Regions from separate parts of the Mus musculus genome. Here regions 1, 2 and 4 are each linked to region 3. Evidence: chromatin loops called from intact Hi-C (ENCODE). Cell type or tissue: left cerebral cortex. All regions are shown on one strand.

What was found. Hi-C counts contacts between places; a loop is a spot of excess contacts. Peaks named below come from ENCODE experiments on the same cell type or tissue, not always from the same donor. Only the 100,000 strongest peaks of a DNase experiment are listed, where the experiment ranks them.
Region 1: it touches region 3 in a loop (3-fold over the local background); 9 of 42 quality-filtered maps call a loop at or near these places.
Region 2: it touches region 3 in a loop (2.9-fold over the local background); 2 of 42 quality-filtered maps call a loop at or near these places.
Region 4: it touches region 3 in a loop (3-fold over the local background); 4 of 42 quality-filtered maps call a loop at or near these places.

Annotation. Positions count from the first base shown.
Region 1 is chr4:140,139,108-140,147,107 of GRCm38, forward strand. All of the region lies in intron 2 of Igsf21 (immunoglobulin superfamily, member 21), which reads right to left. It overlaps Gm13029 (predicted gene 13029), which reads left to right and starts at 3,766. Exons shown (of 3, transcript NR_153821.1): 1 at 3,766-4,170; 2 at 4,374-4,533; 3 at 5,498-5,881. In left cerebral cortex, CTCF peaks have their summits at 1,569, 2,783, 4,262 (motif pointing right) and 4,969 (motif pointing right); DNase peaks (open chromatin) are centred at 1,272, 1,566, 5,233 and 6,901; H3K27ac peaks cover 93 bases.
Region 2 is chr4:140,369,661-140,377,660 of GRCm38, forward strand. No RefSeq gene overlaps it. Among named protein-coding and RNA genes, the nearest start is that of Gm13016, 6.8 kb to the right of the region's middle. In left cerebral cortex, a CTCF peak has its summit at 3,485 (motif pointing left); DNase peaks (open chromatin) are centred at 1,985, 2,358 and 3,346; H3K27ac peaks cover 1,027 bases.
Region 3 is chr4:139,872,780-139,880,779 of GRCm38, forward strand. No RefSeq gene overlaps it. Among named protein-coding and RNA genes, the nearest start is that of Gm1667, 34 kb to the right of the region's middle. In left cerebral cortex, CTCF peaks have their summits at 8 (motif pointing right), 4,677 (motif pointing right) and 5,842 (motif pointing right); DNase peaks (open chromatin) are centred at 15, 4,696 and 5,870.
Region 4 is chr4:140,073,080-140,081,079 of GRCm38, forward strand. All of the region lies in intron 3 of Igsf21 (immunoglobulin superfamily, member 21), which reads right to left. It overlaps Gm52685 (a long non-coding RNA gene), which reads left to right. Exons shown (of 3, transcript XR_003955142.1): 3 at 1-189. Among named protein-coding and RNA genes, the nearest start is that of Gm52685, 6.9 kb to the left of the region's middle. In left cerebral cortex, a CTCF peak has its summit at 3,553; DNase peaks (open chromatin) are centred at 3,538, 3,958 and 4,343; H3K27ac peaks cover 1,440 bases.

The sequences.
Region 1 (8,000 bases), 270 kb after region 3:
AGTATTTTCCAAGCCTACCCTCTGACCTTCTAAAAAGCTCTAACAGCGAGCTTCCCAGTTCTAATGGAAAATCCCAGCACCACTTTCTACAGGGGCCTCCATCAATCAGGCCACAGACCTCCACAGAGCCACAGAGAGAAAACTGCCACTGAGCACTGCTTGCTGAGAGCAAGCCCTGCACTGTGTGAGAGCAGAGGGGGGTTCAACCCAGTGCCTTGAATCTCTCAGAAAAGTCCAGTTGGCCAGGTCTGCCAGGTCCTGGGGCGTGCACAGACTCAGTCACCCCTGGGGTGCGGGGGGGGGGGCAGCAGAAAAGAGCCAGGCACGTCTCAGCCTGGGAGCCTTTAATCCCTACAAGCTGTCTGGGCTTCTTCTTCAGGCTCTGTGGGCAGTTGTGCCCCTTACCAATGCCCCAGGTCTCAGAGACAACTCTGGGCTTTTTAAATTTTATTTCTGTCAGCTAATACATCCGTGTGTATAGGAGAGGAGTTTTGGGGGAGGAGGGAGACGGAACAGGGGTGGCTCTTCCCTTAACTGTCTTGGGTTTTGAGTTTGTGGTGATCAACTGAGGACAGACTGGAGATACAACCAGGATACACATTTGCTGTGTCTGCATTTTTCTCCTTCTTTTTGTCCTTCTTAAAAGATTTTTATTCTTGTGTATGCGTGTGTGCATTGCACGTGGGGACTGCATTGGATCTGCAGATGGCTGTGGGCCACCTGATGTGTGTGTTGGGATCAGAACCCAGGGACCATACAAGAACAGCAAGCACTCCTGACTGCTGAGCCATCATCCCTCCAGCCCTACTGATGTTTCTCAAACGAGTACAGTAATATGAACGGGGAACAAGGCGAATAATTAAATAATCAGCAGACGTCACCCAGAGGTGACTCAAGCCCGCGGGGGACTGTGTAGGGTAAATTCAGATGTTGTGGCATTTTATGTGTCAGCTCATGTTTGTGTGTGGCTGAGCACAGGCCCCCTCGATCCCTGGTGCGCACGTGGAGGACACAGGACAGCCCATGTGGGTCTCTCTACCTGCCATTTTGCTTTGAGGCAGGGTCTCCGTGTCGTTCACTGCTAGCCCACGGGCTTCTGGGAATTCTCTTGCTTCTGCCTTCAGTCTCCCTGGAGGAGTGTTGGAGTGAGGGGCCTGCGCTGGCTTCGTATGGATCTGGAGATAGGAGCTCAGCTGTTCTCAGTTGCATGGCAAGCGCTTTGTGTTCTGAGTCATCTCCAGAGCCCCATAGTGGAACTGTGTAGAAGAGACTGGAGCACTCAGGTCCCAAGATGTGTCCTCTGTGAAGAGTGAGGGGGTGGCTGGGAACGTACATACAGATGTCCAGCCACCACAGTTTGGGCGCCATGCCAACCCACACTTGTTGGTTGGACTCGTTGGTTGGAAAGTCAACTCATCTTGACCTGGGCCTCAGTATCTCCACTTACAAACCATAGGCTGGGTGTGGTGATTCAGCGATCAGATCAAATCTTAGCGTGTTCATATAAACCCTCTGCTATAAATGGGAAACGGTGGGAGGCCCTCCCACAAACAGCACGTGATTCCCTCAACACCCGACAGGGGGTGCTGGTTCCCTTATTTCCAGAGAGAGCCATGAGGGGCTTGGGGCCAGCCTTACCAAGAAAGCTGCTTGTCTGGAGCCTGGAGTGTCTGAGAGAACCTAACTGTGGCTTCAGATGTTCATACTCCACTCTGGCGAGGACTCTGGAAGCTCACTACCAAGGGATGATCATGTTCTCGGTCCAGGTCGCCATCCAGATGAGCAAAGTGTCCACTGGGTGGCACCTTGGGTGGAGGCTCCCAGGTAGGGCTTTGATAGCCCCGAGGAGGAAGGGGTTATGTCTGCTGCACCTGTCCCAGCATAGACCAGGCATCCAGATGTGCTCTTGCAGCCTGACAGAGCTGAGCATTGTGAGGAAACAAGAAACGGGCTAGAGAGAAGTCTGAGACCGGAAGGGCTGGGTTCAAATTCCAGCCTGGTGACTTCTGAGAAATCACATCTTATCCCCGAGCCCCCAGTATCCCTGTCTTACAGTGGGTGGGGGCTTCAGGTGAAGCCCAGGAAGTTCTTGGGGGCTCAGCTCTCCTCCCTGAATGAGAAGCAGAGTCCCACATAAGCTAGGATGGGTTTCCCACTGTATTCCAAGAGTCTAGGGCAGAGAGCTGTACCCAGGGAGCTGCTGGGCTTGGGGGATCAGGTGCACAGCAGCCCTCTGCTGCCGAACAGGCACACTGGACGTGCTGCCTCAAACCGACACGGTCGTCTGACATGATTGAATGTGAGCCCCAGAGACTGGAACACACAAGGCACCCGCTGCCTTGGCTCTCCTAGCAGGAACCCTCCTTCCATAGCGCTCAACAGCAGAAGCTGCCCAGTAAGATGTCAGCCGCCATCTTTGCAGGAGACCAGAGAAATCCAAGGGTCAGAAGCCCAAAGTAGGTACTGAGAATCAGCCGGAGACCAGAGGTAAGGACTGGGGGGTGGGGGAAATTAAGGTAACTGGGGCTCGCTAAGCAGGTGGGAGGACCCGGATTGCCAGGCGCAGACACTGGGGAGAGGAGGGAGCTGGTCTGGAGGCCAGGAAGAGCATCTGAGAGCTCGCTGCAGCAGGAAGGCCAGGGCTGAGTCATTATGAGGCAGGTGGGCAGAGAGGGCCCCGGTGGGCATTGAGATGTCACCAGTCTCACTTAGCCCTGGGGAAAGTCCAGGAGTAAGGCAGGCTGCAGTTCCAACCCCAGCCACTCGAACCCTCAGCGAGCATTGTGAAGGTTTAGGGTAAAAACATCTCTCCTCCCAGTCGGTGTCAGCTCTGACCACTACGATCCCAGTCCCAGCATCCTCTCTGGGTCAAGGTTAAGGTACTCATGTCTCTCAAAGGGCAAGGTACCATGCGGAGGGGGGGGGGTTGTTGGGGGGGGCTGTGTGGCGGTGTGTGGCGGTGTGTGGCGGTGTGTGGCGGTGTGTGGCGGTGTGTGGCGGTGTGTGGCGGTGTGTGGCGGTGTGTGGCGGTGTGTGGCGGTGTGTGGCGGTGACTTGAGGGTTACAGTGCTTGAATCTCCACCAGCCTGAGGGTGGCTTTGGGGCCTCCCCTCTTTGAACCCCTGCCCTTGCTACATCAGCTGAAGAGATGCTTTTGCTACCACTCTGGGCTTACGGGGAGCGACAGGAGCCAGCGTCAGAGAGCCCAGCCCTGTGCCTGGTCTGCAATAGACACTCCTCACACACGGATTCACGGAAAAACCTCAGAGGGGGAGGAGATAACATCAACTTGGGGAGACAGGGTGATCAGACCAGTCAGAGGGAGAGAAAGCCAAGGAGCCAAGCACATCTCATTTGTAGAGTAGATAAAAAGTGCACACAGAAAATCAATAGCCAGGCACTCCTACATCCCAGAGACCTGCGGAAAAGCCAACAAAACAGGCTCCATTTATAATACCAATAAATAAGTACTGGAGAGTTCTTTTAATTTGGGGCACTAGATATTTGTTTAGCGAAATTATGAAAACCCAACAGAGGCTCCGTATTAGGGAAACCATCAACATAATCTATCCCATTAGAAAATTAAAGGAGAAAAACCATATGATTACTTCAATAGGTCCTTAAAGAACATTTAATTAACTTTCCTTATTAAAAATCTTTAGGAAAATTGAAATAGAGGGAGCCTTCCCACGCATGATAAAAAAAAGGATTTATCAGAAATCAGTGGTAAATAAATATTAGTTAAATAATGAAACCCAGGAGAAGTTTTTTTTTTTGCAAGAATTCTGAAAGTTTCAGACAATGGAATGAATTAAGAAATGACGACAAATTCAGTAAGTAAAAAATACTGCTTACATAGCGGGTCACTGACTTTTCTATCGCTATAACACCATGAAGATCACATTGAACAGGGTTTCTGGTTTCAGGGTCTGATACCACAATGGCAGAACAAAGGCATGGCGACAGGAACAACTGAGAGCTCACATCTTGATCCACAAGAAGGAGGCAGAGACACTGAGAATGGCACTGATATCTGGAACCTCAAAGCCAGTGACACACCTCCTCCAACAAGACCACACCTCCTAATCCTTCCCAAACAGTTCCACCAACTGGGGACCAAGAATTCAGCTATGTGAGCCTGTGTCGGGTATCATCGAACCACCTTAAATAGTAAGATTTATTTATTCATTCACTCATGTATTCATTTGCCTGTTTGCTTGCTTATGTGTGTATGTCATGTGAGTGCTGGTATTCTCGAAGGCCACTAGAGGGTGCTATAACCCTTGGTGTTGGAGCTTCAGGTAACCTTGGGAAAGTCCTCTGTAGGAGCAGCAAGCACTCTTGACTACTGAGCCGTCTGTCCGTCTCTCCAGCCCACCCTGCTAGAGTCACAGAAAGTCTAAGAAGAGGGTGAATTGGAATCTGAGCATCTTGGCTGCAGGATCTGAGTGTTGATGACTTAGGAGACGATGCCACTCCGGGGCCTGTTACCTCTTCGTGCATTAGGAAGAGGAAGGTCATTGCTATTTGCAGGTGATGTAATTATATAACAATTAAGAAAGTTGAAAGACAGCCTACCAGAACTGACGAGTGTCAGTACAATGTTTGCCTAGATGGCTGGCCTGCATACATCAGCAGTTTCCTTCCCTCTCCAGGGACCCCAGTGTGCCATGAGGGGCACTGTGGGCTTCTGAGGCTGCTTGTAGGGGTAGAGGGTGGGGACAGGGATGGGTCAGTAGGGTTGCAAGGTAGTCTGGGAGGAGCTAATTGTTATTCACTGATTAAGGTAGACTCTGAAGCTCTCTCTCCTTCCAGATCAGCCTGCCCCAGGCATAGGGTTTCCTTCTGTGAAGCTGAAAACCCTGCACTCCTCAAGCACCCGTCTTCCTGGGCTTTGGCATAATGCGAGGATCCCCCATGTGGGCCTCTTGTTTTATTCTGCAGTACCAAGCCACTCCAGGGGAGGGCGCTGTCCTGATACAGATGCTCAAAGACACCCTGGTTGCTCAGGGATGTGGATGGGGACAGGGAGGCTGGGCAAGGATACAAGGGTGCAGTGAGTGAGTGGCCCGCTCCAAGTGTTGACCAAGGCTTCGGGGAGAGATGGACTCCTGGCAGGTGTTGAGAGTTGACTAACAGGAGGAGATGTGAATGAGTAGTGGCAACAGACTCAGAGGACGGGAAAGATTTTAAGAGTCCTGGCTGAGGAAATCTGTGGGTGGTGATGTCATTTGCTATGATGAGGAAAGAAGGGGGATGCGTGGGCAGAGCGGGGATGCAAAGCTTCATGATGGCCGTGCCAATCGGGAGATATTGTCAATTCTTTCTGTGCAAGGACAGCAACTTTATAAAATTGGATGGTGGCAAGCCTGCTGCTCTTAAACATCTTGGATCACCCCTCATGGATTATGTCCAAACCCAACAGCATGGCAGGTGAACATAATGTATTCTGGACAGGTCCCCTGACCCACAAGACTTCTCCTTCCTTCCCTTTCAGACCCTCGTTGAGCACCGGATGAAGCTGAGGTGGGCTGCCCTCAGACCCTTTGCACCGCTCTTCCCTCACTATGCCACACCTGTCCTGGCTCTAAGCTAGGGGATTCCTCTCTATCACCAGGCTCCGTTATCTGTCTCAGCAGAGTACATGCTGGGACAAGACCTCCGTGTGAAAACCCAAGCTCTCTGGTGACACTTCTTCTCCACCGGGAGGGTTGAGGAGTGACCTGAGGATTTTGGGGCGGGGGGGTGGATCACCCAGGCTCTGCACTGACAGATGAGATGGGCTTCCCTCCTGTCCAGGTTGTACCTTGAGTGGTCTGCTATTCAAGGGTTAAAGGGGACCATGTGAGCCACTTAAGGAAATAAACAGCTTTCCAACATCCGCAATTATTTTGGAAGCACCTGCTCTCGTATAATTAATGTGCCAATTAAGATGATTATTATAGCCGTTAAAGCATATCCCCCAAGAACCACCGCTTCACAATACATGTTTACGCTCATCGGAGTCACTCTGCCACCTTACAGAAGAATAACAACAACAGCAACAGCAACACAGCGTCAGCTGCTGAATTGTCTCCCAAGCAGGCTTGGTTGACCCAGGCTCCTGCCTCCATCCCCAGGGTGGCTGAGGTCTCTCTTTCTCTCTCTGTGTGTCTTGCCTCCACAAGGAGTCACCTCTGGACAGTTTCACCCAGCATTTTCTAAAGAAGCATTCAGTTTGGAGGATTCTGTAAGGATGGGGAGGGGAGGGGGACACTGCCGCTGCCTCTCCGCCCCGAGTGCTCATCTCAGGCTAGGTGAACCGTGCCGTGTCTCCCACACATCCTTGCTTGATGTTGACAATGTCTTCATGGGTCTGTGCCTCTGCAGACAGGTGGCTCTAGCCAGGCGCTGATGACAGCATCCTGAAGCCTCTGGCCCAGTCTATTCCTCTGCCAGCATCCTCCTCCTGTCTTTAGAGTGGAAGTGGATGGCCCAGAAACCTTGGAGACCTGCATCAAGATGACCAGACTGGCTAGTGTTTAGATCTACCTGGACCTTGCTGGACGGGAGACCAGGGGCCAGCTAGTGTACTTCTCTGAGCCTCATTGTCCCCAGCTGTTGAGTATTCAGAGGTGGCTGGTCAAACACCCAGCATTGCAGCTGACCAACACTGTGGATAGCCTTCATGCTCACTATGGGGGAGTCAGGGTTTGAGCCCTGTCTTGTCAACCTGCAGGCTCTTACTTCAGAGGGCTCAGCCCTTCCTAGGGATCTAACCACTCAGGAGTTCTCACCTCCCCTTGCAGTGGACCTGGTCTCCCGGGGCTCTCAGCAGAGAGGACTCAGTCTTAGAGTCTAACTCCAGCCTCACGGCCTGGGCAGGGTCTTCACCCTTCCTGATGTAAGTTTTCTAAGCTGTTGTTCTTGCTCCTTCTCTGGGAGCTCCTGGATGCCTCTGAATTCCCCGCCCCCGGCTTCCGTATTCATGGAAGAAAGAGCTCATGGGGAGGAAAATGGGAGTGCAGGCTGGGGTTGGGTACTATGGGGCTCTAGAGGATGACAGGAAATGAATGACCCTTGTCCTCAGACCTGTGGATAGCACTAGCTATGCTTGGAGTGAGTATCACAGACAGAGATAAGCTTTATTAGGGCCACAGGGCACAAGCCCTCTTCAGTTAAAATTCCTTCCTGTGTCCTCTCCTCTCAGCTCGCAGGCATGGCTGACCTCGCCCATGGATGTCCACTCAGAGGTCACTTCTAGGTGATTCTGGTTCCCAGAGCACACGGAAGTCATCCAAACACCAGCTTTCTGCAGAACGCTACCCAGGCACCATCAGCGAGGCCGCCATCAGATCTTCCATCCCTTCTACCATGACACTGCAGGGTCATGCAGCCTGGGACAGTCCAGAGCCCCAGATCAGAACCACAAAGAGTCACTCAGCTGGCTGTGAGCCTTCCTTACTGCCGTGCTGGTGGGTAGCCACTCTGACAGATGCTTAGACACCTTCAAGCGGGGAAGCCACCTATCCCAAGATACTCTATCTGTGGTTGGAAAGCTCACACTGTAATAAAAATCTTTGCTCGATCAACTTTTACATTTCCCCAGAAATCTCCTCTCTCTCTCTCTCTCTCCCTCTCTCTCTCTCCCTCTCTCCCTCTCCCTCTCTCTCTCCCTCCCTCCCTCTCTCCCTCTCTCTCTCTCTCCCTCTCTCCCTCTCTCCCTCCCTCCCTCTCTCCCTCTCTCTCTCCCTCCCTCCCTCTCTCCCTCCCTCCCTCCCTCCCTCCCTCCCTCCCTCCCTCCCTCCCTCCTTCCTTCCTTTCTTATTCTTCTCAGCTCTGGAGAGGTAAAGACAGGATCCTTGGAGCTCGGTGGCAGCCACTATAGCTGCACCACTGACCTCAAGACTCTGAGAGACCCTGCCTCAAAACAAAGGCAGAGAAGGATTGAAAAAGTTATCTGATGTCGTTTCTTCCCTCCCACCCCAAGCCACATGCTCAGGACTGCTCTAGGCCTCAGG
Region 2 (8,000 bases), 500 kb after region 3:
CATAGACACATCATGCACATGCACACATGCATATGCACACACATGCCCATGCACACACACATATGCATATGTACACACATGCACACCATACATACTGACACATGTACATGTGTACAGGAATGCACATGTATGCACACACAGCATGCACACATATGTACATGCACACACACATACACATACATGCACATCACACACATATGTACATACATGCAGGAACACACATGCATGCACATACATAAGCACACACGCGCACATGCACACACACATATGCACATGTACACACGCATACATACATGCACACCATACATACAGACACATGTATGCACATACACAACCACACACACATGCACATGCACACACATATGCACATGTACACACACATACATACATGCACACCATACATGCAGACATATGTACATGCATGTAGAAACACACATGTATGCACACACACGCACACACGCACACACGCACACACACACACATTCATACCATCACCAGCTCCTCAAAGGCATCGTGAGCTCCCATGTGACACACATGGGTTCCTCTCAGCACCAGAGTCGCAGGGCCTGGCACATAAAAGCAACTCCTCAGAGCTACCCAAGGTTGGATCATTTATAAAGAACTGAAATGAATTCTCCCAAGATTCTGGGGTCCCAGATGGAAGCACTGCTGGGCAGGGGTCCCTGCTTGCCACACAGAACTTCACCCCCATGTCTCTTCATCCCTGGACCTTCGCCCTGCAGAAGGCAGTGGACACCTAGGAGCCAAATGCTCTCTGAAGCCTCTGTTGTGAGGGTCTGAGTCCTCTCCAGTTCCAGGAGTCCTGCCAAATTACCTAGGAGTCTGGTCTCACTGGCCAGACAGCATGGTACACATTCAAACCTTAGCCCTGCTCCCTCCAGATCAGCCCCAGGATGTCCTTGCAGGGATCTAAGATCTCTCCAGCACTGGGTTGATTCTGTGACACTCTCCTTCTGCCTCTGGGAGACTGAGCCTGGCTGGGGGAAGTGGTCCCTGAGGCTAGTATGGAGCCTGGGTTCTGGCACATCCTTCACCTATTGTCTGCTGCTGTGCCAACAAGACATTACCTTGAAAGACTGAGCCTGAGCAAATGCTCTCACTCCACATCATTCATGTATTCACACTTCATTAGTTCTGTGGGTGTTTACTGAGCATCTACTACACGCAGGGACTACTCTGGGTGCTGGGAGCAGAGCAGTATTCAGGAAGGCGCAACTGTGAACCACCTCTGTGACTAGACCCTGATAACAACCAAGTGACAGGAAAGTACTTGAGCAAAGGGGCAGAAAGCAAAAGATGGGCAAGATGGCTCAGCAGGCACAGGCGCTTGCGGCCAGGTCAAGCTGGGAAACATGTATTCAATTCCGAGAACCCACATAGTGGAAAGAGAAGGTTGAGTCCTCTGAGTTATCCTCTGACCTCCATGGGCTGCTAAGGCACACCTACCCACTAGCACGAAAATGAAATAAATACAATTATTTGTTTTTTCAAGTAGAGTGAAAAGTTGAGCTCACAGGGTCAGCAGGGGTGGGTGAAGGCTGCAGAGGTTCGGTGCCCAGCGAGGATCTGAGCACATGCACAGCACAAGCCGCTGTCTGGCAGCATCCTTGAAGCTTTGCCACCCAGCAGTTCTGAGACAGTTGCCCACTGGTGAGGTCTTCGGGGCTGATGGTCCGACAGGCAACCCTCAGTGTTCAGGTGAAGTCCATAAAGGCAGAGAGCTTGAGGGCAGAGGGTTAGGGTGACCCTCTGGCACATCAAGGCATCAGGCGCATCCGGCGCATGCTCAGTTGGAGTTGTTAATACAGCCACTGCTGCTGTTCAGGACTGCTAAGGACCCAAGGCTGCTGCTGAGCTGGGCTCCTCGGAGGAGCTAGATTTGGTGACATTTTCCCCAGTGCCAGCCTTCGGGCTCTCCTCAGAACCTACCCACTTGGCACAGCCAGTGCTGGGCGAGAGCCCACCTCTTCCAGAAAACACTTTAACAGCCTGTGCGTGGGAAGCCCAGACAAGTGAGAGAGGTGGCGCCCGGAGAAAAATCAGAGCGTGTCCCCAGAGCCACCCAGTTTCAGGATTCAAATCCAGGTCTCCTGGAGAGCGCTTCTCCAATGCTCCTCTTGACTCCTCTTTGCTGAGGAGAAGGCGCTGTTTCCCCAGCCCTGAGCAGCGATTTTCAGAGGGTGGCTTTGGTCTGAGGAAACACACATAAGTTCCACCTTACCTCAGAACTCGCCTTCCTCCCAAAAAGAGAGGCTTGTCACCCAAGCACTGGCATTTTGAAATTGGGACCTGTGGTGGCAGCACTGCCAATATATTGGCAGCAGATGCGCCACTAAGACACCCACCACACACAACCCACTCTGTTTGCACCTAAACCAGCCCACCCGTACGAGGGCTGTGTTAAGCCTTAGTCCCGGGAAAAGGTGTGTTCACGGATGCCAAGATGCTGGAGGAGCCTCAGAGAGCACCCTGGTCCAACTCTACTGAATGGGGAAACCGAAGACAGTCCTTGTTCAAGGTCCTACAACTGCAGTTCATGTATAGCTCAGACCCCGGTGTGGCTGACTCCTGGGTGCATGGAGCCTCTCCCCACAGCGCCCAGTTGCTCTGCCTGCCTCTGATGCTGCCCTGCCATCAAGTGCCCACATGAGGGTCCAAGTTCAATCCCCAGAACCCACATTTCCTGCACCCTCAATCCCAGCACTGGGGAAGCAGAGGCAGGTCGATTCTGGGGCTCCCTGGCCAGCCAGCCTGGTTAAATCATTGAGCGTAAGGTCAGTGAGAGATCTTGCCTCAAAAAACAAGGTGAACAGCTCCGAATGACACCCAAGGTTGACCTATCACACACCCTATCTCTCTCTCTCTCTCTCTCTCTCTCTCTCTCTCTCTCTCTCACACACACACACACACACACACACACAGAGAGAGAGAGAGAGAGAGAGAGAGAGAGAGAGAGAGAGAGAGAGAGAGAGAAAGGAAGGAAGGAAGGAAGGAATTCTGGAAACTGTTCATCAACTTCCTTCCTATTATCACTATCTGTACCACACCATGGAAGAAAGGATAGGCAGCACATAGTAGGTGCTTGTGTAGCACACAGTAGGTGCTCAGTTGTGTCCTGGGACCTCTGCCACGTGCATGGGAGTAGCTCAGAGTGTCCTGTGGGAGGTAGCAGGGATGAATTGGGCTACTCCCCAGACTCTGCAGCACATACCTTCTGAAGGCTGGGGTAAGGAGAACCAGTCGGTGACACGGGCCAGACAAAAACTCTGGGAGACATCTGCGTCAGAGGCACAGTCTCTGACAGCTGCCATGGCAAAGCGAGCAAACCAGGTACGCTGGGGGAAGGGCATTCTGCTGTCAGGAATTCTATACCTTCTGACTAGAGATGCAAGGGAGGCTTCCAGCTGGAAAACTTCACCCCAGGGGTAGACACAGGACAGAGGCTGCCATCTGCTGGCCCCTACAGTCTACGGTTCCCACGCCCAGCAGACCACCAGGGACCCTCAGCCTGAAAAGACCCGACAGTCTTAGGAAGGCAAATGTGACTGCTTTGTGGGTGAGAATGGGTGTCCCCCCCCCTGCAGAGAGGTGGACACCGCTGTCTCTCTCCCACCTCAGGTGCGCATAATGGGTGAGGGAGTCCAGGTCCCCTCTCTGGCTCCTGTAAGTAATTAAGACATGGCAATCCAGACTTGGGGATAATGGACTCTTTGAGCTCAGTCCTTGGACCTTTAGTTTTTTTGGGGGGGGATAAGCAATTTGGGCTTGGGGGTGCCCTAGATCCCATGCCATGTAATAGAGGAGCAGGGACAGTCTGTCCCTGGTACAGACCCTCTTTATTTTTGACGAAATAAAAAATATAGTAAAATAAACCAAAACCCATCACATCAAGGCTGAACCAAGCAGAAGGAAGAGAATCTCAAAAGCAGGCATAAGAGTCAAAGCCCCACCCAGGTGTTCACACGCTCAGGAGTCCCATAAAAATATTAAGCTGGAAGCTCTAATATATACACAGAGGACCTGGCGTGGCCCCGTGCCCACCCCCCACCCCTCCACCCCCACCCCCCGTGCTTGATGGTTCGCTCTCTGTGAGTTCAAGGGAGCCCTGCTCAGTTGATGTAGAGGCCTTGGTCTCCTGGTATCCTCCGTCCCCCCAGCTCTTACACTCTTTCTGGCTCCTCTTCCATGAGGTTCCCTGAGCCCTGAGGGGAGGGGTTTGATGGAGACATCCCATTCAGAGCTGTGTGTTCCAAGGACTGTGTGTGTGTGTGTGTGTGTGTGTGTGTGATGTCTGGCTGTGGGTCCCTGCATCTGGTCCCATATGCTTCAGGAGGAAGTGTCTCTGGTGATAATCAGGCATGGCAACAATCTACGAGTATAGCAGAATATTATTAGGAGCCATTTTATCGATACACTTTTTAGAGCAGTAGTGTTTGGATTTATCTTACGTCTCTGGGCTATCCAGCCTCTGGCTCTTGGCTGCCCAGTCAGAGTTGGGTATGGCTTCTATCTCTTGCAGTCAAATCAGACTTCAGTTGGCTATTCCCACAGCTCGGTGCTGTCATCGCCCTAGCATGTCTTGCAGGCAGGACAGATTGGGAGTTGAAAGTTTTTCGGCTTACTTGGTGTTTATATTTTTCTGCACCTCTCCAGGATAAAAATCCTGGAAAGAGTAGGGATACAAGGCACATAGCTCAACACACTAAAGGCAGTTTATGGCCATCCTATAGCCGACATCAAATTAAATGGAGAGAAAGTCAAAGCAATTCCACTGAAATCAGGAACAAGACAAGGCTGCCCACTGTCTCCCTGCCTATTCAAGATAGCGCTTGAAGTCTTAGCTAGAGCAATAAGTCCCCTGAGGGAGACCAAGGGGATCCAGATAGGAAAGAGGGAACTCTTAAGTAGCTTTGTCTGCAAATGATACGATAGCAAACATAAGCCACCCTAAGATTCCCACCAGCGAACTCCGACAGCTGACATCCACCTTCAGCAAAGAAGCTGGATACAAAATCAACTCACAAAAATCCACAGCCCTCCTATATACAAGTGACATATGAACGGAGAAAGAAATCAGGGAAACAAAACCTTTCACAATCATTTCAAATAACATAAAACACCTCTTTAGTCACCCTGTCTGTCCCAGGATAACCTGCCTGGTGGCAATATGTGGCAGTTGCTCGAACGTCGGGACAGTTTCTCCTAGCATTGCATCTTCTCTGGGTCAATTCCAATTAAGTACAGATGGCAGCTGAGAACAAAGACCTACCAAACATCAGCCTGGCTTGGTTAGGGTTTTTTTTTTTTTTTTTTTTTTTGTCAATTTGACATCGGCTAGAGTCATCTAGGGAAAGGAACCTTAACTAAGAAACACCTCCATCAGATTGGCTCGTAGCAAAGTCTGTCATGGGAGGATTGTCATGGTTCATGACTGAAGTGGGAGGGTCCAGCCCATAGTGCCCAGTGCCACCCTGGGCTGGTATCCTGGGTTCTAAGTGCAAACAGGCTGAACAAGCCATGGGGAGCAAGCCAGCGAGCAGTATTCCCTCCGTGGCCTCTGCTTCGGATTCTGTTCTCAGGTTCCCCCCTCTATGATAAGCTAGAATAAACCCTCTCCTTCCTAATTGCTTTCGGTCATGGTGTTTATCCCAGCAATAGAAACAAACTAAGATACGCACCAATGCCAGGTACACAGGTACTGTGTGTGTGCACTGGGCATTGCTCTCAGGGTTGGGTGGGGGAATGAACCAGCTAGTGCTGTGGTATAGCATCCCCTGATAACTCCTCCTTCTGTAGGTTGGGAACTTGAGGAACAAAGAAGTTTATCTGCTCAAATCATGCACCTGGCTAGTGGGGAGCACGGGTGTATACCCAGACCCTCAGAATCCAGCATTGGCTTGCTTTATCCACTACACGTTGTGTCCCTTTGCAGACGCATAACGAAACAGAGGGGGCAGGTATAACTGATGTGACATTCCTAGCTGCTGAACCGCTTCCCATGGGTAGTAAACCCAGGAGCTGGCTGGTAAGAGTGGGGGGGGTGTCATATCTTCCCTCTACAGAAGGGCATAGCAGAGTCAGACTGGGCCCAACAGGAACAGAAAAGATTACCAGGCATCTGGTGGCCAGGTTGGGTCTGACGGCAAACGGTGAGGATCCGGGATAAAAGCTGTAGACGTGACGCCTGGAGCACAGAGCCGAGAGGAGCAGACCTGGAGCCCAGCAGACATGGTGTGGGAGCCTCTGCCCTGAGTCTCACAGGAGCCACCCAGAGTCCTCCAAAAGCACTCTTTGTACCCCAGCTCCTGGGAAGGCCACCTGCCCACAGACCTGAACTTCCGGTCTCCTTCAAGGATGGCTTCATTGCAGGAAGCCATCATAACCAAATCTTGCTGTTTCCTAGGGAAGGGCTTGAGCCCCCCCAGACTTCACCCCCGACTCAAGTGGACTCTGAAGGGCCACACCAGCTCTACAGGTCAGGAGTGGCTGGCTGTCAGGGTGGGTCTGTACCCCAGTTCAGAGTCGCATCCTGTGGCCCTGCTTCCTTCCTGTCCCTTCTGTGGGTGCCCCACCTAAGGTCCCCCCTTCCAACAGCCTGTACTGTTCCCTCAGCACAGACACTTTCCCTGTGGTGGATCACCCTGACAAGGGACACTTTGTCCTGTTGAACTGGCACAGCCTCTAACATCTCCCCCACCCCACCCCCGACCCCTCTTTGTTGGAACATGGACTTCTGAGACAGGATCTCACATTTAGCTCAGGCTAGCCTTGAACATCCTCCGCCTCACAGGTGAGCAGACCCCACCTGGTTCCCACCATTCCCCTGGTCTTTCTTCCCACACATGTGGAAGGGCTCTCTGTTCCCTCGCCTGAGCTCAAACTCGGAGCTCAGCCGCCGTCCCACCCACCCCGACTCCCTCCCCGCCGCCCCCCCCCCACACACACACACTTCAGAGCTCATTATCTATCACTGAGAGAAGACTGAGGGATGCAGTCACACCTAGAGGAGACTTTTGTCACAAGATAATGTCTGTCTCTCAACCTGCTTCAAGTTCCCAAGAAAACCATTCACAAGTTAATTCTGGCCTCCTCTTATCCGGTCTATTCTATAATAGTAATTTGGAATCTATCAGAATGCGTGCGTTCCTCTGCCAGCTCCTCTCTGGGAAGAACAGCTCATCAGCCTCGGAGCACCCTAGGAAGCCGAGTGCCCGAGTTCTCTGTGTGTACATCAGTGTGCTTGGACCGAGAGTCACCTGCTCACCTGGGTTCATCCCTACTGCCTTCAAAGAGTGAATGAGGGCCAGACTCACTCCTCTACCCAGGGGCCCTGCAACCCTTAGAAGATCAGGTCAGAGGTGGACTGGATCCAAATCCTATTTGCAGAAGGCAGAAGGCAGAAGGCACGAGGGTGTCCAGACCATGGCAGACTAAGAGGGAAGGACGAGCCGGCTGGTGGGAGGGTGAAGGAAGGGCTTACTTAGGCTGTGGTAGAGCCGTGGTCAACCCCGCCTGCCTGCCGTCAGAGCCTGGCAGGGAAGAAGGGGGCCGGTGCAGTGCATTTATTATCATAAAGCTAAAGTTCCTGGAGAAATTGCTGCTCTCTCTCCGCTTCCACGGCCTGGCCTCGTCGCCAACAAATGAAGAACAAATTAGACCATTTAGCCAGTAATTAAGCAGTAATGGCTCACTCAGGGTCTCACCAGGCAGGAATCAGCCAAGAAAGGACCTAAGTTTCAAGGAGGAACAGGGTGAAGGGAAGCCATTGATCAAGTTATCACCGAGATGGAGAGACATTAACCCCGGCTGGCCTGTGGGCTGGCTGCTCGCAGCCAGGATGACATCCCGGCTCAGCTCAGCCACCTCCCATCTGACTCAGCGCGGGACCAGGACAGCTCTACAGTAGGAACTCAGGTTCCTTCAAGTTACTCCCCGTGGCTGGAACGTATTCCAAGGTGTCCTTGCCAGGGCAACTGCCA
Region 3 (8,000 bases):
CACCAGAGGGCAGCAGAGTCAAGGCTCTGCTGTGGCTGGGCTGTGGAGCCTCTCTTCTGGGGTCTCATGATCACCATGGTGGCCCAGCAGACTGCAGTAAGGGTCTGGCTGTGACCTTGGCCAGTCCCGAGGCTCCGTGTTCCTGATTGTATCAGGGAGTTGCTTGGCATCTGAAGCGAGTGGGGAACCCACAGAGGGGAGGGAAGGCTGGCTGGCGTCTCTACACTCGCAGGCCTAGACTCTGTCTCCTTGTATATACTGATGTGGGACCCCAGGCTCTGGGCTGAAGAGGGCTCGGCATCTCTCTGGGACCTACCAGTTGGACAAGGGAGGTTTGTGCTCCTGACTGAAACCTCCATTTCCTGACATATTCTTCCCAGTGAGCCAGTGGATGAAAACTCAGAGCCTACCGGGAATGGGGAGTGCACCCAGGCCTGCATCCCTCCCTAAAATTGCAAAAGAAGTGTGTGTGTGTGTGTGTGTGTGTGTGTGCGCAAACGTGTGTATGTGTGTATATGTGTATGCTTATATGTGTACATATATGTATGTATATGCATATATATGTACGTACATATACACAAGTAATATATGTATATATGTAATAGATACATAATTTTATATATATGTATGTATGTGCATACATATGCGCACATATACTATATATATGTATATGTATATGTGTATATGTGTATGTGTGTATGTGTGTATGTGTGTAGGTGTGTATATGTGTATATGTGTATATATATATATATATGTATATATGAAACAGAAATAAGATATGTGGATGATTTGACCTGGCTGAGCAGGTATGGGGACTTTGGAGTCCAGCTGTGGTCCCAGGGCAAGTCCTTAAGCCCACTGTTCCCTGAGGCTGTCTGCTCTTCTATCTGGTGATATTTGTCCCTTGGTCCTATGGTCATTGATATGTCTGATGTACCTGAGGATCCAGCCGGGCAGCTTGTAGACATCTTGACAGAAGTGACCATCCCTTATGGCAGGTGTCAAGTGTCATGACCGGTCTGGTTGACTCCTTTTCTTCAGACCGACCCCCACAAAGGAGAGGAAACTTGTCTCTAATTACAGGTGGGCAGGCTGAGACCGCTGAGCTTTAGACGGATGGCTGACAGCCATGATGTTCTCGGTGGCAGAGGCGGGATCTGAACCCAGGTTCAGGGGACTAAATGCTTTCCTACTCTACAGTAAATAGAGGTTGAATGAATTAATGAATTAATGAATGAGTGACTAAATGACTAATGAAGGGTCCTTAACCTGGTATCTTTGTTTCGTTTTGTTTTTACCGTTGCTGAGATAAAATACTCGGACAAGCTGAATGCGGTGGTGCTCACCTTTAATCCCAATACCTGGGAGGCAGAGGAAGGTGAGTCTCTGTGAGTTCGAGGCCAGCCTGGTCTATAAAGCGAGTTCTAGGTCAGCTAGGGCTACCTAGTGAGACCTCAGACAAAAACAACTTAAAGGAGAAAGGGTTTTACTTCTTTCAGCTCCCTGCTCAAGGTGCAGTCCATCAGAGTCAGGAGGCCGAGGCAGCTGGTCACCCTGGTCCTCAGTCAGAGGAAGAGAGAAGAACTAGAGCTCAACTCACTCTCCTTCCCTCATAGAGCCCGGGATTCCCTGCCTAAGGAATGGTACCGCCCACAGTGGTTGGGTTTTCCCACCTCAGTGAACATAATCAAGATAACCTCTCACAAACATGCCCAGAGGCCCTTTACCCAGGGGATGCTTTTATTTTTTATCTATTTAGTTTTATATCCCTATCCCAGTCACACCCTCCTACAATCTTTTCCCCAACCCTCCCCTTCTCCTCTGATCAAGTGGGGGCTCCCTGAGTATCCCCCCACCCTGACATATCAGGTCTCTGAGGGGCTAGGCGCATCCTCTCCCATTGAGGCCAGACAAGGCAGCCCAGCTATAAGAACATATCCCATGTACAGGCAAAGGCTTTTGGGACATCCCCCACTCCAGTTGTTTGCAATCCACGAAGACCAAGCTGTACATCTGCTGCATATGTGTGGGGAGACCCAGATCCAGTCTGTGTGTGTTCTTCGGTTGGTAGTTCAGTCTCTGAGAGCCCTAAGGGTCCAGGTTAGTTGATTCTGTTGGTCTTCCTGTGGAGTTCCTGTCCCTTTAGGGATCCAAAATCCTTCCTTCTATTCTTCTGTAAGAGCCCCATCCACTGTTTGGTTGTGGGTGTCTGCATCTGTCTGAGTCAGGTGCTGGGGGAGCCCCTCAGAGGATGGTTATGCTAGACTCCTGTCTGCAAGCATAGCAGAATATCATTAATGGTGCAAGAGATTGGAGCTTGCCCATGGGATGGGTCTCAAGGTGGGCTTGTTATTGGTTGGCCACTCCCTCAGTCTCTGATCCATCCCCCTTGCCTGCATTTCTTGTAGACAGGATAAATTTTGGGTCAAAAGGTGTGTAGGTGGGTTGGTGTCCCTATGGCTCCACTGGGGTTCCTGCCTGGCTACAGGAGGTAGCCTCTTCAGGTTCCATATCCCCAGTACTGTGAATCACAGCGAAGGTCACTCCCATTGATTCTTGGGCGCCTCCCTTATCCCAGGTCTGTGTCACATACGCATAAGTGGATGTTAGCCATGAAATACAGGACACCCATGCTACACTGTACAGACCAATGAAGCTAACCAAGAAGGAAGGCCCAAGCGAGGATGCTTGAATCTCATTTAGAAGGGGGAATAAAATAGTCATAGGAGGCAGATGGAGGGAGGAAACTGGGTGGGAGAGGGGATCCGGAGGGGAATAGGGGATGGGGTTCAGTATCAGGTGTGGGGAGGGACAGGAGAGATGCCCAGATGGCTATGAGAATGAATGGAAATCTGATAGGGATGAGGAGGTGGGGGTGGGGGCGGGCATCCCCAGGATGTGATACCCAGGAGATTTTAACTTGTGTCAAGCTGACAGTTAGTAGCAACCATCACACCTGGAGAAGGCTGTGTGGGGCACAGTGAAGGTGGAGATGCTCCGTTCATGTGGAGCCCAGGGGGACAACCGCAGCTTTGTCAACTGCTACAAACCAGTCTCTCAGGGACACCAGGCTCAGGGGCCAAGGCAGACATCCACCTGCATCAATCCTGAATCCTGACTTGAGGTGTATCTCCAAGCCCCGGAAGTATCTGCTGAGCACCACATGGCTAAGCAATGCCTTTGTAGGACACTGAGACTGGCTTTTTGTGGCAACTCTGGACTCGGGAACTCTTAAAAAAAACAAACAAAACAAACAGTTCAACTTCATGATTGATTGCTCGATTGATTAGTTGACTTATTCATTAATTTACTGAGTGTTTATTGAGTGCTCGATGGGAGCTGGGAGCAGTGCACAAGAGAGACAAGTCCCTGCCCTGCGGGTCACATGTCAGAGACGCAGTCAGAGAGGAAGTCAGAGGGTCAGCAGATTGCCATGACAGGACAGAGAGGCAAACAGAGGGCGAGGCAAGGAGACGATGTGGCAGAGGTGGGGAGGAGCTGTCTCGGAGGTACACTGTGACCGAGGCCTTCAGCTATGACATGTCCGAGCAAATGACCGGGCCAAGAGAACAAAAGATACAAAGAGCCAGAGACAGAAAGGGTTGATGGTGAGAGACAGGGGCCTGCCTTGTGTGAGAAAATGCCAGGAGTCTGACATGACAGCGGCTTGGGCTGCCGTGGGCCTGAAGAAGCAGGTTCATTTATTCATTTCATTTTATTATTTTTCTACACAGAAGGGAAGGACAGGAGGTAGGGCAACATAGACCTGGCCTCTCCCTGTGACGAGTTGCTTCAAGGAAGGGGATGTCAAGATGAGTCTCCTGAAGGAAGAGGGCCTCCCCCGGGACAGAGGGAAGGGTGGAGAAGTCTTGGAACATAGGGGAGTAGAGAGGGCACCCCTAAGAACAGGTGGGCCGTCAGGATGGAGAGGTCAAGAAGGGAAGGGCAGATGCCTGTAGCATGCAGAGGAGTAGACTCCTGCAGCACTGGAGGCAGAACCTGGCCTGCATCTCTGCTGGCTCTGCAGCCTCAGGCAAGTTCCTCCACCTTGGAGAGACTGTAACAGATGTCCCTGTTTGGGCCATCCTGACAGTGTGGTTGTAACTGGCCAGTCCCAGGCCCCTCAGCCCACTGGGGCCTCAGCTTAGCTCTGTCCCATGTTGGACCTTAAATGCGTGACTTGGCAATAAGGGAGGCGAGGCTCCAGCTCAGGAGTCAATGAAGCCACCAGAAGACCTAGCCTTGCCTCCCACTGGGGGGCCCAGCTCTGGAGAGAGTGCTCCCAGAGGCAAGCAGGACACATTCCTATTTAGGTTGTGTTCGCATAGAGCAAGGCCTCTAGCAGGCAAGACTCCCAGAGGTGACTTGTGGGGAGACCAACCCCCCCCCACTCCTTCCTGCCCCATCCAGAAGCTCCCAGAGCCTCTTGCCTGAGTGGTCTTGACTGACTGAGCCCGCCTCTATTCAGCAAATACGGAATGAGTTAGCGTAACAAGGCAGGTGCAGATCTGTGACTGGGATCTAGTGACAAGGTCAGATGGCTCCAGTGACTTTACCTGTTGGAGGGACAGACAAAACCAAGCTACCTGCCTCTGGGTCACTAGACGGACCCTTGACAGTGTGGGAAGGAGGTAGGGCACAGTGAGTCTGGGTGTACCAGCCACCGTGCCTCTGTCTCCAGCAGGTGGCAGCAGGTGACTGGGTCCTGGTTGCCAACTCACTAGCAGCCTGGGTTCAGCCAGTGTCCTCAGGAGTGGCCTCGGTTCCTGTTGTTAAGGTCTTCAGCCCTCTGTTCTGTCGGATGGCAGGTCTGAGCTCCCCATGAGGTAGGAAGGAAGCTCACACAGATAATCCAGAGATCAGGGACCAGAGTCAGGGAGGCAGCAGCAATGAACCCAGCCCAGAGCATCCCTCCATATCCCCTAGAGGAAGCCAGCACCCAGGGAGGTGACAGAGGCAACAGGCTCCTTGTTTTGTTTGTTTGTTTTGTTTTGTTTTGTTTTGTTTTGTTTTGTTTTTGTGTTTTTGTTGTTTTTTTTGTTTTTGTTTTTGTTTTTTGTTTTTTGAGACAGGGTTTCTCTGTATAGCCCTGGCTGTCCTGGAACTCACTCTGTAAACGAGGCTGGCCTCAAACTCAGAAATCCTCCTGCCTCTGCCTCCCGAGTGCTGGGATTAAAGGCAGGCTCCTTGGTTTAAATTCAATGTCCAGTCTCCGGAAACCTGCGTCAGATCTGGGCTTTGCCACTTGCAGGCTGGGGGCCTCAAGTGACAGACCCACACCCTCTGAGCCAGCACCCAGGCCCTCCCAAAGCAATGGCAAGGACCTGAACCCTCTGTGCATACAGTACCCATAGTATGGGATAAAGCTGCCATCAGGGACCTCCTAGTCTAACTAGAGGCTCATAGCCCTACTCAGGAGCCTCACAAGCCCTTCCATTTCAGGCTATGCCTTACAAGACAACGGTGACTTTTTTTTTTTTTTTGAGACAATACCTTGTGGAGTCTATTCTGACCTCACATACTCTGACTTCACACACTCTGGAGTTTCCCACAGTCTGTCTATAAAAGGTGCCATGCCCCAAGTGTGTGAACAAGTGCAAATACATGTGTGTGTGCATGCCTCAAGTGTGCATGCTGGTGCATACATAAAGTGTGTATGCATGCCTCACGTGTGTGTGTGCAGGTGCACATACAAGTGTGTGTGCATCCACGAAAAGGCTACAGGGCAATCCTGGCTATTTTTCCTGGGCTGCGTCTGCCTTGTTCTGTTTGTCTGGGGCTTTTGATTTCTGTATATGTGTGAATGTCAGCATGTCTGTGCATGCATGTGCCCTCAGAGGACAGAAGAGGGCATCAGATCCCATCTGAAACTGGAGATACAGGCAGTTGGGAGCCATCGTTTGGGCACTGAGTACTGAAGGTCTTCTGCAAGAGCAAAACATGGTCTTAGCACTAAGCTCTCTTTCCAGCCCCTACCTTGCTTTTTTGAGACAGGGTCTCTCACTGGCCTGAGGCTCACCCATTAGGCTGCACTGGCCAGCCAGTGAGCCCTAGGGATCCTACTGTCTCTACGTGCCCAGAACTGGAACTGCAGGCATGTACTACCAAATTCTTTCTTTCTTTCTTTCTTTCTTTCTTTCTTTCTTTCTTTCTTTCTTTCTTTCTTTCTTTCTTTCTTTCTTTCTTTCTTTCTTTCTTTCTTTCTTTCTTTCTTCCTTCCTTCCTTCCTTCCTTCCTTCCTTCCTTCCTTCCTTCCTTCCTTCCTTCCTTCCTTCCTTCCTTCCTTTCTTTCTTTCTTTCTTTCTTTCTTTCTTTCTTTCTTTCTTTCTTTCTCTCTCTCTCTCTCTCCCTTCCTTCCTTCCTTCCTTCCTTCCTTCCTTCCTTCCTTCCTTCCTTCCTTTCTTTCTCTCTCTCTTTCTCTCTCCCCTTTCTCTCTCTCTCTCCCCTTTCTCTCTCTCTCCCCTTTCTCTCTCTCTCCCCTTTCTCTCTCTCTCTCTCTCTCTCTCTCTCTCTCTCTCTCTCTCTCTCTCTCTCTCTCTGTTCTAGGAACCAAACTCATGCTTACACGACAGCTTAAACAGGCATTTACTCCTCAGATTTCTGGAATACAGACACGTGATACCAAGGGCTGCCAGGGCTGCTGGACTCCAGGTCTGATGTTCCTGGCTTGTGGCTGGTTGGCATCTCGTGTCTTTGTGTCACCTCTAGCTGCCTGGTAGTGTCAGTGCCCCTTTCTTTTACAATTCAATCCCAGGGCATCAGCAGCTTACCCACTCCAAGGTGACCTCATTCTTCTGGGCTCACGACCCGTAATGACCTTGTGTCTGAAGAAAATCACATCGTAGGTGCAGTCAGTTCTGGGTGCCTAGCTCTGGCCTCAACTGGCTTGCCTGGCCTCTTGCCCCTGGGCTCGTTGAAGGCTCCAGTGATGATAAAAGGCTCTAGACATACAGCCCCAACCCAGATCGCCAAGGCTCAAGTGGAGGAAAAATTCATCCCTTCCTGCATAACCCATAGCCCTCCATCCTCTCTTCTGGGCTGCAGAGCCACACTGAGGCCAACACTCTAACAAGAAACCACACTTGTCCAGCCAAGTCCCAGGAAGCCCTGGAACAGGGCAAGGGGTGGATACCAAAATCCCTGTCCCCCCAGAGAATCACAAGAGAACCAGGGTAACAGCCAATGTCTGCCACAGACAAGGGGACACTTGAGCATGTGACTTTGGCCAGCCAGGAGCCACTACTCACTGAAGTGGGGACAGGAGAAGCAGGAAGAAGGTTCTATGTTAACCTTCCCAAGTTAGCAGCACTCCTGCAGGATGGAGCCCAGTGCATTGAATCACATTCCCATTTGGAGATCAGCATGCTCGAAACACAGCCCTGAAATTCTAGGGAAAATGATATTTAAAGGCACTTATTAAAGATACTCAGAAGGCCGTTCGAATGTCAAACAGCTGTGAGCCATCCCTAATTTGATGATCTACGTGTTAATGAACCCCAGACATGCAGATTAAACTCGCTTTAAATTGCACGTGGTTTTAAAATGTATTTCTCTCCAGCATGTCTGGTACAGAATGAGGTTAGCGAAACACCTGTGAGTCAGGCCCACTGATGCGAGGACAGAGCCGGAATCCGTGATGGTTCTAGATCCAGAACCTTGCAGCCTGTGAGAAAAAGAAAAAAAAGTGGGGCTCACTTGGTAGTGTGCCCGCCTAGCATGTACAAGGCGTGATCCTCTGCATTTCATAAGCTGAACGTGGTGGTACATACCTGAAGTCCCAACAGGACAAACTGGCCTCTTGGGGTTCTTTCATTCAGCAAATTTATCATGTTCCCCACACAGGACCCTTGCTATTGGACACCCCCGGCTATGGTGGCCAATGTGCCAGCACCTTCTGTCACTTCTGCCGCCCGCATGTTGCCATGGGAAAGGTGGCACTGGAGCCTCCTGAATGTGACAGTGTGACAGATTAGAAGTCCTGATCCAGAGGAGATGAGGGA
Region 4 (8,000 bases), 200 kb after region 3:
GAACCTGACCAGGGAAAGGATGCAGGGTTCGACCCTGTGGCCTTGCTGGGGAACGGGGAAAGCCAGCGGTGGATCTTTAAAGAGACCCCATGAAGGAATGCACAAACACCCAGAGAACTGAGCCTGGCAAGCTCTCAGCGCTTGCCCTACTTTCTCCTATGCCATTAATTGATTAAAATTTTAAGACAAATTATTAAGCCACTGCCTCATGCTGTTTTCAATGCTTAGTCTCTAGCCAGCAGCCAGCCAGACGCACGCGTGAATGGAGACACTGGGGACTTGTTTTTCTGACCTGTCTGCGTAGACACCTCCCTCCTTCTCAGAGGAATTGAGCTGGACAGTAATGAACCTGCCTCAGGAGCAAGGTCATCCTAAATATAATAATAATAATAACAATAACAATAATAATAATAAAAAACAACCAGTCCCACCTTGTCACCTTCGGGGGTTTTGTATTTTGCTAGGTTAGTTTTACCGTTGTGTAGCATGTAGCCCAAGAGTCTCACCATTCTGCAGGGGTTTTCTACACTTTAAATTTTGCTACATTATTATTTCTTATCTTTAATTATGTGGATGTGTCTGTGCACAGGGCTGGAGGTGCCCAAGGATGCCAGAGGCAGCAGATGTCCCCAGCTAGAGATACAGGTGTTTGTGAGCCATCTAATATGGTACCGGGAATCGGACTTGGGTGCTCCGGAAGAGGAGCGTGTGCTCTTAACCACCAAGTCATCTCTCTATCTTCCCTTTCTTCTGCATTTATTTTTATTGCTCATTTGTGTGTGTGTGTATGTGTGTGTGTGTGTGTGTGTGTGTGTGTGTGTGTACATGTGGTGGTGTGTTCACATGCATGTGACTGCACATGCAAACAGGTGTGTGTGTATGAAAGCATGTGTTTTCGTGCCTGGCTTTCTACATGGGTGTCAGGTTCAATCTCAGGTCCTCACAATTACACAGCAAGTGTTTCACCAACTGAGCCGCTTCCCCAGTGCTTGCTGGTTTTAAGTTTTGTCCTAAGCGTTCTTGAAGTGTAACTGCTGAACTACACGGCAGGCGTATTTAACAGGTTCCAGCATGTTGAAACTATGGCCACCATCAACGTAGTGATCCCACGCATTGCCTGCCCTGAAGCTTCGTCATTATTTTTGCAGTCCACTCCCCCATGCTTACAAGACCACAGATTTGGGGCTGGAGAGATGGCGCCATGGTTAAGAGCACTGGTTGCTCTTCCATAGGTCCTGGGTTCAGGTCCTAGCAACCACATGGCATCTTGCAACCATGTATAAGAGGATCTGATACCCTCTCTGGCATGCAGGCATTCATGCAGACAGAGACCTTATATAAACAAACAAACAAACAAACAAACAAACAAACAAGCCAGAGATTCCTTATCTAGCCCTATGGCCGTACTATCCACACCTATCCCTAGGAAACACATTGCCAAGGATCTGCAATCTCTAAATTGTATCTTTTTTTTAAAAGGATTTATTTATTTATTTTATGTATGTAAATCCACTGTCGCTATTTTCAGACACACCAGAAAATGGCATCAGATCCTATTACAGATGGTTGTGAGCCACCATGTGGTTGCTAGGCATTGAACTCAGGACCTCTGGAAGAGCAGTCAGTGCTCTTAACTTCTGAGGCATCTCTCCAGCCTTCTAAATTGTATCTTATGGGGCATGCAACCTTGTTGCTTTTCTGTGTTAGTTTTGCTGCTGTAACAAAATACCTGAGTCAATCACCTTAAACAAAAGTAGGGCTCTTCTGGACTCATTGTTTCAGAAATTTCAGGTGGTAGAGTTTGGCCCTGCTCTCTCAGGCCTGTGACAGAATGTGGGTGGCAAGGAGAAGCAGAATAACCCAGAAACGATAAGTGAGGAAGAGGCAGGTCTTGTTCTCCCCTTTAAGGATATACCGTAAATAACTTAAAGACTGCTCACCGGGACCCACCTCTTAAAGCTCATCCACTGGGTTGGGGAGATGGTTTAGTAGATTAAAGTGCTTTCTGAGTTTGATTCCCAAACCCCACATGAAGTGCTAGCTGGATACAGTAGAATGCATCTAATCCCTGTGGTGAGAGGAGAGGTGGAGACAGGAGAGTCACTGGGAAGCTGTGGGTCAGCTAGCACAGGGGCAGGGACCACAAGAAGGAAAGTACTGATTCAGTGTGGTAGAAGAAGAGATTCCACTACCTCTGAAAGATGCTCTTTGGCCTACATACATGTGCTGTGGAGGGCACGCGTGCGCACACACACACACACACACACACACACACACACACACACACACACACACACACACTTGCTCTATCTCTCCGTGACACTCTATCTCTGTCTCCCTCCACCCACATACATATATATTTTTTTTTTAAAATCTTTTAACTTGGTGTAGCACCAGTTTGGGGTTGGAGCCTTTAACGCAGAGCCCCATTTTTTGTCACTACCTTGCCATTCCTTTGTCCATACCACCAGACCACGAGCCATTGTGTGGATCTGGCTGTGAGTGTTATCCCGCCATGTGGGCATCTTTATCTGTCTGACCACTGATGGTCGCTTGTGTTGCTTTAGGCTCTCACCATTAGCCAGGCAGCCGCAATGCATCCATGGGTATCTGCTTTCGTTTCTCCTGTGTGCTCACAGAGGGACAACATGGCTGGGTGTGCTCAACCTTCCTAACACTGCCACCCTTTAACACAGTTCCTCACATTGTGGAAACCTCCACCCATAAAATTATTTTTGTTGCTACTTCATAACTGTAATTTTGCTACTGTTATGAATTGTAATGTAAATATTTGATGCTCACAATATCTGATTCTGATATGCCACCCCCGCAAATGGGTTGTTCAACTCCCCGAAGGGGTCGCGACCCACAGGTTGAGAACCACTGCTCTAAAGGGCTCCGATAAGTACCCCTTCCCTCGCCTCAGTGCCTTTTTGGCCTTTATTTTTTGTGTTTAAAAATGTCATCACATTTATTTATTTATTGTATGTGCATTGGTGTGCATAAGCATAGACATGGCGTGACACACGTGTAGAGGTCAGATGACAAGCAGTGGGGGTCAGTTTTCTTTCACCGTAAGTAGGTTCTGGGAGTCAGATTCGGGTTGTCCAGCTCGGCAGCAAACACCTTTACCTGGTGAGTCAGTTTCCCAATCCTCTCAGATTTAATTATGTTCAAAGTGTATTATTTTGGGTGTGAGTGGATGTACACATATAGGCGTGTGATTTGTGGCATGTATTGGTGGCTAGGGGACAACATTGTGGAGTCATTTCTCTTTTCCCAGGGGTTGAGCTCAGACGAGCGCATGCGTACGTGGAGATGTGTACTATCATGCCTTTACCTGCTGAGCCAGCTCCTCTGATTGAGCTCTGCCGTTCTACGTAGGCCACTCGTGAGCCTCCTAAAAGCATCTCTTCTGCACACCTGTCCTGGGCATCCAACCTGCTTCCCTAGCTAAGGTGCTCATTGGCAGTGAGCTTTACACCAGAACTCCAAATCCAGCAGGCAGCAGGGGTGCAGCATGGGTGGAAAGGCTCCTGGGCCGTGGGTGAACCCTAGTGGTGGAGTATAAACTTTTCAGGCCCCGATACAGCAGTACCAACCAGACAAAACAGATTGGGAAAGTGGTAGGGAGTGGTTTGTCACTGAGATGCAAGCCGGTTCCTCTGGTCCCCTCTTCCCCATTCCTTGCATTGGTAGGGTACATACATTCAGGGACAGACAGACTTCTTCCTTCCTTCCATCATGGGCCTCTCCTTCGAACAGGACCTCTCTTTTCTGTTCTCCTCTCTTCCCTCCACCCCCCTTCCCCAGCCCATCCAGTCTGCTCCACCTGCATCCTGCTGCCATGGTGATCTCCTAACCGTGGGGATGCAACCCATCCCTCCCCACACTTGCAGCCCACTCCAGGCTTCCTTTGTAAGGATCAAGTCCAGTGTAGCTGCAAGCTCAGATCTGGCTCAGGCCCAAAAAGGAGGAAGGAGGGAACAGATGGAGGGAAGAAAATGGCGTGTGGCCTCATGTCTCGTGCCAAAATCCAGCAATCAAATGAGGAGACTCTTCAGGACCAAACTTGTATAATGCACTCTATTTAAACGGCATTTTGTAATTCAAACGTCTTCATTTATACACTCGAGGCACCTCGTTGCGGGCTAAGAGTGCGGATTCAGGTAGCAATGGGTCCTCTGAGGCCGCACTTTAATGAAGAGATGAAAGTACCTTTTCATTTGGACAGCATTGTTTGCATGGAAACCAAGCCTCTGAGGGGCTGGGAAGAGTTCTTTCTTGCAAGTAGGTTAAACACACCCCCTGCAATCTTATGAGCTGAGAGCCTGCTGGGCTCAGCTGTCCCTCACCCCTGCTGGAAAGAGACCAAGTGTGGGGTTATGAAGTTTGTCCAGCTCTTGAAGCCACCGGGCTGCCTCCAATGGCTGCTCTGCTGCCTCCTCTGCAGCCCCCCGTGTCTCCCTCAAACACCTGTTTCCCTCTCAGTTCAGAGTCATGCCCACTGGTGCTGATGCTTGCTTTGCCTTGGCAGAGCTAATAAAAATGGCCGTAAAGTCTCTGGCAGCCTTGGGTGCTGTTGGACATTTGCTAATAAGAGCTGCTTACTCCTTGTAGGAAAGCTAAAGGTGAAGTGCGGTTCCTGCCCTGTGTCTCGTCTCGTGTTTGTGCCTGTGCAATTGGAAGAGTTTGGCCCGGGACTGGGAATAATTTAATATGGGCCAGTCGTCCAGATGTGCACTTGCTCAGCCAGCCCCAGCTGTTCCCTGTCCCTAGCTGTCTTCCTAGCCTTCTATCTTCCGCTTAGAGGCAACCTCCCTCATAGTCCCTTTCAATGTCCCAAGCCTGGGAGACAGACTAGTTACTGGTGGGAGAATTGGGCCCCCGGGAGGTATCTGGGGACAACAGGAAAGGATACTGACAACTTGGCTGGGGGTGGGCTCCTCAGTGGAAGACCCCGCTTGGTGCTGGATACATTGATCAACCTTAGGCAAGCACAGAAATCCCCCTGGGAGCCTGCCAGCCAAAGGTGGGCCAAGGCATCTCACAGGCTCTGCAGGGGGTGGGGGTGGGGAGCTGAGGCTACAGCTGGCCAGTGCACATACCTGGGGTCTCCTGTTCTTGGTTCTCCCTGTGATCTGGGACTTTCCTTCTGTTGAAATTTGCCCATAAAACAGGCTAGGTGGTTCCAGGTGGGGGCTTCTCCAACCCCCAAACCGGAAGGTAGAACTTGCATATGCTTGGACCATAGCAGGTGCCAATGGACAGAATTAAAGGACAGATGTCACAGCCCTTCAGGGTTCCCCTCAACCACGGGGGCTGTCAGAAAGCTAATCACACACACAAACATTCACACACTCACACACGCATACACACACACACATTCACGACAGCCTCTATCCTGCTCTCTGGAGCCTCTCTGTTCCTAGCCACTTCTGCTAGCTTCAATGCCTCCCTGACTTTCATTCCCCCTAGAGATGGACTTAGAGTCAAGCCTAGTCTAGAAGAAACACAGACTCTGGACCCAGGCCAAGGGCAGCATGTGTCATCTGACTTGATGAAAGTCACCTGCAGTGGTGATACTTGAGTCACCCTCAAGCACTGTGTGGGCACATCCCTGAGCCACTTGGTAACAAAGAGGGAAGTTGAACTCCCAGAAGACAGGACAGAACAGTCTAGAATTAAAAATGGCGACGGCCTTACACCTACACACACCTCTTGTGACGCACCTCAATTTTCTCTTTCAGAAAGCCCTTTGCAAAAGCCCGCTGGAGAAGGGTGGATTCACAAAGGTGACATGGGGGGAGGGGCAGATGAAGGAAGAGGCTGTCCCTGGAGTTGAGAAGACATCTCAGTGTTTTTTGCCTTGCAAGAACCTAAGTTCAAGTTCCAGAATCCAGAACCCAGAATCCATGTGAAAATGGCTTGCATGGTGGGGAGCACTTGCCATGGTGGGGAGCACTTGCCATGATGCGGGAGCACTTGCCATGGTGAGGAGTACTTGTAATCCCAGCATGAAGGAGGCAGAGACAAGAGGATTCTAAGCTAATGGACGCACTCCATAAAGGCCCCTCTCAAAACACAATATAGGTGACATTAAGGAACAGTCCTTGAGACTGACCTCTGGCCTCCACACACAGTGCCTGTCCCTTGAGCAAAGGCACCTCCCCCACAGACACGGAATGTAAATAGTTTTGTTCTTCCCTTCCCAGACTGCCTAGTACAGCCTGCTTATCTAACCGGTGTGACCATCTAAGTCCTGGGTCTGTGTGGGGTGGCAGGAGGGGTGTCCCTGACTTGCCCGGTTTCAGCAGAGAGTCCTCAGGTCCAGCATGCCAGAGTGGCTGGCCACCTCCCATTTAACAGGCAAGAATACTAAGGAGAGGGGTGTGACACTGGCCAGCAGCAGATGAAGAGAGGATGGGCCCAGCTACAGGGCCTGGCATGAACACTCCCTGCAGGTGCTTGAGGAAGGGCGACCTGATAAACCGTGCCAGGTAGCGCTCCTATAGGGACGGATGCATAGTGGCACTCAGAGCCCTGTGGCAATGGTTGCTGTGAGCAGAAGTCTCCATGAGACAGGATTCTGTGACCCAGTTGATGTGGTGTTCTTGGCTGGTGAGGTTGGGCCCACTTTCTGCCCCAACCCCTTCAGAAAGGCAAAGCATCTGTTCGAACTGGGAGTGGCAGCCCTCTCTCTAGCCATTGCCCTGCAGGAGTAAAGGGAAGGCTCTCTCTCTCCACCCCAGACACTGAAGATTTTTTTTGAAACAAAGTAGCAAGGAAAACAAAAAAGACCCCCCCCCCAACAAAGTTGTCCTTAGTAAGTAGTAACATGCCTATAGTCACAGCTGTTCAGGGGGCTGAGGCTACAGGTTATCTGGACCTTGCTCCACCCCACACACCCCTCCCCGTGATCTTGAAGCCCAAAAATAAAACGAAATCTCTCCCATGTTAAAATAAAAGCTGAGGCTGCTGGGGGTGCCTTTGCAATCCCAGGGCTGGGGAGACCGAGACAGATCCCTGGGGCTGGCTTGCCAGCCAGACTAACTTAGTCACTGAAACCTAGGTGTAGTGGCTATTCCTGGTTATCAACTTGACTACATCTGGAATGAACTACAATCCAGAATTAGAATGCTCACCTGTGATCCAGATCTTGAGGCTGGGAGATACAAGGTTCTGACCTGGATCTTGGCATGGAGATCTTGAAGCATAGGGTCTATGAATCCCAGGAGACTGAGGCAAGGAGAGCTCTGAGTTCAAGGTCAGCCTGGGACAAAACAAGTCCCAGATCCAGGCATGGTGGCACACACCCTTTAATCTGGGCCACACCTTCTGCTGGAGGCCTACAGGAGGACATGGGAAGAAGGAAGATCTGCTCTTCTTCTCCTGCTTGCATTGACTTGCCAGCACATCGGTTGAGATCTACTAGCCTTGTGGCACTGAGCAACTACTAGATCCTTGGATTTCCCATTCACAGCTGACCATTGTTGGGGAATTGGACTACAGACTGTAAGTTATCATAACAAATTTCCTTACTATAGAGAGTCTATCCATAAGTTCTGTGACTCTAGAGAACCCTGGCGAATACACCAAGCTATTGAAAGACCCTGTCAGTGTGGACAGTTAGATCTCTGGCATCATATGCACCCTACCCAAAGATGCAGCTACACATACACACACACACACACACACACACACATGAATACAAACACACCCACACAAATACAAACACCCACCCCCCCTACACATACACTAATACCAACACACACACACACACACACACACACACACACACACACACACACACACACACACACACACACCTAGAAAATAACTTCCTGGCTCCCAGGAACAAGGAAGACGACTAATGATTGGAGGAGGGTCAGCCGCTGTGTGGCTCTTTCCTGGGGATCAGGGATGCAGGGGGACACAGGAGGTCCTGGAAGCAGTAACTGATGTTTGGGGGAATTGGGTGGGCTTGATAGAAGGTACCA